Regions from separate parts of the Homo sapiens genome. Here region 1 is linked to region 2. A link is a loop called in an ENCODE intact Hi-C map of the cell type or tissue named here. Cell type or tissue: dorsolateral prefrontal cortex. All regions are shown on one strand. Links, peaks and the distances in the headings refer to the core of each region. The heading gives the core; the rest is flanking DNA.

What was found. Peaks named below come from ENCODE experiments on the same cell type or tissue, not always from the same donor. Only the 100,000 strongest peaks of a DNase experiment are listed, where the experiment ranks them.
Region 1: it touches region 2 in a loop (3.0-fold over the local background); 41 of 110 quality-filtered maps call a loop at or near these places.

The regions. Positions count from the first base shown.
Region 1 is chr7:28,625,430-28,628,241 of GRCh38, reverse strand. All of the region lies in intron 5 of CREB5 (cAMP responsive element binding protein 5), which reads right to left. Among named protein-coding and RNA genes, the nearest start is that of CREB5, 210 kb to the right of the region's middle. In dorsolateral prefrontal cortex, for the core only: CTCF peaks have their summits at 1,213 and 1,414 (motif pointing right); no DNase peak of the experiment used is centred there.
Region 2 is chr7:28,297,775-28,300,586 of GRCh38, reverse strand. It overlaps a transcript of CREB5 not described here. Among named protein-coding and RNA genes, the nearest start is that of CREB5, 110 kb to the left of the region's middle. In dorsolateral prefrontal cortex, for the core only: a CTCF peak has its summit at 1,517 (motif pointing left); DNase peaks (open chromatin) are centred at 1,526 and 2,599; H3K27ac peaks cover 1,275 bases.

The DNA.
Region 1 (2,812 bases), core at 103-2,602, 330 kb before region 2:
AAAAGTCCTGGATTGCTGTCAGTCTTTAGGGTCTCGAGACCCTAAAGACTGACGAGAGATATGAGAGCCATTCCTCTCTGACATCCCTGAAAAGCTGAGCTGATCCTGTTGGGCAATACCGTAGTAAGAAGAGGAACTGGCTGCCTGTTAGAATAAGAGAATAAGAGAAATCCCTTCACTGAACTGGGAAGTTTCCAAATAACTGGAAAAGAGAGGCATTACTGCTGCGTGATAGTGGGTAGATCAGGATATTTCATATAAATTATATAAACTGTGAACAATTTGGCAAGGCAGGCATCATTGCTTCTATTTCACAGATAAGAAATAGAAGCAGCCTCACACCATAACAATAGCCTCTGCTTATTGGACTAAGTCACATACAGATTTTTATTTACTGAACACTCAGTACAACAGCCACTGTCATGAAAATAATTTCTAATGAATGCCCTGAGGTTTGTCTAAGGCTGAAGATAAGCTGAAAAGAAGAGGATATGGCCAGAGGAGGTCCAGGGGTGCGGGGTAGAGGGGGCCCTTAGAAAGTGTGAAGTGAAGAACTTCATGCTATCCCACCAATCTGTGAATGACTATAACTGCATGGCGAAAACCCTTTTTTGCATTTCAAGAGGCAGGTCATGGGAGCTACAACTGGTCATTTAAATGAATTTTACTTATTTCTGAGCCAAGGCCTTTCAGGGTCTTGGTATTCAAATTTAAGCCAGAAGATTAATTCAGCCCAGTGTTTTGCAACCGTGACCTCATGTAAAAAAAATACTGATGCCTGGGCTCCACCCCAGAAGAAATGATTCAAACCTTCTGGGGATGGGCCCAAGTACTGGTATTTGTTTTAAAGCTCCCAAGTGAGAGCAACAGGTAGCCAGGGCTGAGCCACTCTTTCAAACGAACGGTTCAAGTATTATTGTATCTAATGAAAGGAATCAAGGTCCCAAGTTGCCTTGAAAATTCGAGGTGATCTTAAATTTTTCTCTATCAAATGCTGGGCTATCAGAAACTCCAAGCTGACAATACCAAGGCAACTGTGATAGACATTTTGGAACAGATGCCCAGCAGCCACGGTAGAAGACAGGGAAAAAAAAGATTATATGAACCACCATCTTAATTATGGAAAACCAGACACCCTGGCAGAAGGCCAGGGGCGTAGCAGAATGGATGGGGTGGAGGACAGGAGAAATTTTAGGAAATTAGAAATTTTAATAACTTTGTCTGTCAAGGGCTGCAAGTGGATGTCGACTTGTTTCTAACTCATTGCAAGCATTGAGAGCAAAAACAGATGAGAAAAAAAACCCCTGTATCACATCCTGGCTGCTTTTTATTTCTCCAGCCTAGGAACAGAAAAGAAATTGAAGCCGTCCTGGGGCCCCTTTCCCCAAATCTGATGAAGGGCCCCCGGTAGGCTCCCTTTCTGAACACCAGGGGGAGTAAGACATAGTTTGCCTTGTTCACCATGCCTTTCCATGGAGCATGAGAAAGAACAAGTTCTTGCTTCTTGTTTAGATCCCTTCTTGAATAGCTCTTCCTTCTCTCCCTGGCTAAAGAGGACGATCTATTTGCACTCGTTTAAAAGAGTAAGTAAATGCTCTTTAGAAGCAATAAAATCGATTCTGTTCCATCACCCCAGGGTTTGAAGTGGCAACAGAGGGGAGGGGTTAAGAGAGCAGATCCTGGTGCCAGACTTCCTGGGTTTGAATCCCAGAAACAGCACTTAGTAGCTCCTTAGCTACGGGCAGGTTACTTAACCTCTCAGGTCTTGGTTTTTCTGTTTGTAAAATGGGGATAGTCATAATAACACACCTCATGGGATTGTTGTGAGGATGGGTGGGTTAACACACATAAAACTTGGAACAAGCCTGGGCATATAGCCAGCAGTCAATGAGTATTAGTGCTATTTTCCAAGAGACTACCAGGAAATTTTCAATTCAAATTTGAACTCTTCCACACTTCAATCATTCTAAATATTTTATATTAACAATCATACAACTCAAATCACAGGAATGGTAAAGCCAGTGGAGCATTTGACAAGAAGCAATCTTTTAAGGTAGAAATAAATGACTTATGTAGTGATCTCTACTTGATACAGAAAACAATGAATTATACTACCTTAATGTGAATAATACATACGTTAAATATAAAATGACACACCCAAATAGAATGACCTCATAAATGAATGTACTCCAATGAAGAAAGGCAACAATCTGTTAGGATATCATTATCGTAAACTTTTCCCAGAGGGTGTAAGAAATTAGTTGAAGAAAAGCATATGGTACCTAATGACAACTTAGATACCTTTTTAAAAGACTCTTACAGTAGTTATTTCACTAAAATGCATGTACTATTATAATTTCAGAAAATTGTTCTTATTGAAATAGATGATCCTCTATGATATTATGTCATTTTAACAAAATGAGTGGCCAATAAGGAAGACCTGTGTTGATTTACTCCTCTTAAAGTCTGATAGCACATTTTCCATGGATGGAGGCCATGGAATAAACATTGCTGTATCAAACATTCCTGACAATGAGGGAGAACTCTGCTTGCATGTTTTTTCATCCTAGCACACATAACTTTTTTCCCCTGTGGATCTTCAGCAAGGCAACGCAGTTGCCTTGGCTGTATGGAATTCAGCAAACAGAAATGCATGACCAGTGACCACACACTTGCATCTGGATGAGGTTTTGGCGGACTGTGCTTTGGGATTTTAACTCCAGCCACTAACAAGGACCCTCTTCTTTTTGACTATATAAGTCAACTCTGAGAACATGGGGTAGAATGCCTTTTTTTTGGAGTTCCTTCCATG
Region 2 (2,812 bases), core at 100-2,599:
TGTGTATTTTTTTTACTGCTAGTATGAAAACTCCTCAAAAGCATGGGCTGTTTTGAATGCACCTTTGTCCCCACAGGTACTACGCACAGGGGCATGGCACATAGACATGTTCAATAACTGTAGAATTGAATCTGTTTATTGTCCACCCAACACCAGCCACCTGGAGATGGACATACGCTCTGTTGAGAAAAGGACAAAATTGCCTGAAATTTTCATTTTTCACCAAGCTGCCTTGACGGCATATAAATGTAATCAAAACTCCTGAATGTTGACACAAATATTAGACAAGCAAATTATCTTCTCACAGCCCATTCAGTCAGTGTGTAAATGTGATATTCTCAATGGGAGCCAAAACTTGAGAACTAGCACCATATGAGGAAGGTGAGAAGCCTAGTTCAAGCAATCCTTGCACGGGTAATGGAGGGTCACAGTTTGACAAGGTGAGCATCCCTCCCTGTATGAGTGAAATGAAACACCTAAGGTAGTAATAAATAAATAAATAAATAAATAAATAAATAAATAAATAAATAAATAAAGCTAAAAAGCAGTATAAATAACAAAACGGAAAACAGGATGAAAAGGGCAACACATTACACAAAAATGGATCCGGAGAAATTAGGACTGACTGAATAATTACATTTAATTATCAAAATCTTAGTGGTATAGATTGATTCTTACAATACGCAACATGTAGATTCAATTTCAAGACCATGTTGATGTCCATCAAACACATTATCCAATGTGTATATTAGTTTGCCCTGGCTCCTAAACTTTGGTAACACAACATTGCAGCATTGCAAAATATATCTATCTAACATAGGGTAAATGTTAAATAAATGTTTGTTGGGTCACATTGCACAATCAATGCTAGTGAATAACACTTCCTAAGGTTTTCAGGTAGCATGAGCAAAAAACATCCAGTATTTGTCTATTCTTTTGAGGACAATAACAAAAGAATATCAGTAGCCTTGCCTAGAGCTTTCTGCAATGAGGGAAATGTTCCATATCTGTATTGTACAATATGGTAGCTAGTAGCCACATGTTGAGCAACTGAAATGTGGCTAGTATGACTGAGGGTCTGAATTTTTAATTTATTCAATCTTAATTAATTTTAATTTAAATAGCTACACATGGCTGTTGCCTACCTTACTGGACCTCCAGAAACAGGGACGAATGCCAGAGCATAAATGCTTTAGGCAGTTTCTGTCATTCTCATAACCGTGTCCAAAATCTGCCTCTTGCTCCACTCCTTGGATTCATCAGATCAAAAATAAGACAAACTTAAAAAATACTCCAGTTAATTTCCTATAGAATAACAACACAGAGGCTTCCAATGTGAAATCCACACTCTTTGAAAGGCCACAGACTCCCTCACTTTTATAAACAGTCCCAAAGTAAAAGCAATCACAATGGCCGGCAGCTTTAGTATTTATAAATCCCAGTCCTTCGGACAGAGGGAGAGGCCCTTTTAAAGCCCAGACCTCTTTAGAGACTTCCAATTGTGCCACCCAGTGGCAATACGGTTGGTTGAATTTCTGACTCCAGCAAAATCCTCTCTGGCCAAGGAAGAATCCTGCACCGTCAGGATGATAAGCAGTAAGCAGTCAGGTAAGACAGTGACGATGATGGGATGGGGGACCTAACCTGTCCATTCACACTGTGACTTTGTCACATGTATTTCCATCTTCAGTCAATCCATGCTTTGTCTTATAGCCTTTCTCAGAAGGAATATAAAACACCAGTGATCATCATCTTGGTGGGTTATTAATTGTGTTTAAGATTCCAGAAGATTGTCTCTGAATTCCTTCAGCCGGATGCATTTACATTTACATTACAAGAAATGTATCTCCCACTCATCAAATTTTATATGAAGGTGCCGGATGAGTCTTTGCCTTTGATTAAGAATTTTTTTAAATAGAACATTTAGTGAGCCAGAAACATTTGGTAACATCATTTTCTGAGGATTTAAAAACACTTCAACATAAAATCAAACGCAGATGTATAATTTGAGAGTTCATGAATCATTAGTTATGTACATTTATAATTACGCTAAACCTAAATATTTGAAAAGCCACATTAGTTTCTGGCTATTGCAGCTAATTCTCGGGTAAAGAATTTGAATGGCATTCTAGTATTGCATTTTACCTAGACTACACTGTTACAGAATTGTGTGTAGGATTAGTTGATTTTTTTTCAATTTAGAATTTCCACTCATGGGAAAAATACTCAATATGAAATATAGCTAAGCTTCTTATAGATGTAGGTTCCAAGAAACAAATGTCTAAGGAACAGAAAGTTATATAGAAACTGAAAATAGAGGAACAACACACACTGGGGCCTGTAGGAAGGTGGGTGGGGAGGAGGGAGAGCATCAGGAAGAATTGCTAATAGATGCTGGGCTTAATACCTAGGTGATGGGATGATCTGTGTGGCAAACCACCATGGCACTCGTTTACCTATGTAACAAACCTGCACATCCTGCACATGTACCCCTGAAATTTAAATAAAATTCGGAAATAAAAAAAAAGGAACTGAAAATAACCAGTTCCATACAGCATTCACTGTGATTTTAAAGTAAGCAGATGGCGCACCTCCGGCTTCCACAACTCAAGAGGCCCCAAGACTGTACTAAGTTTGGCAGAGAATCTTGCTGGAGCTCAAGATCTAACAAAATGTAACTCCAGGGGACATTTTAAAGTGATAGGAGCTGCAAATCTTCCCTGGCACAAATGCAGAGAGAGCAAGCTTAAACCTAAGAAAATGACATGAACACAACATTGGCCCACTTAGCAAGCGTTGATACTTTTGTTGG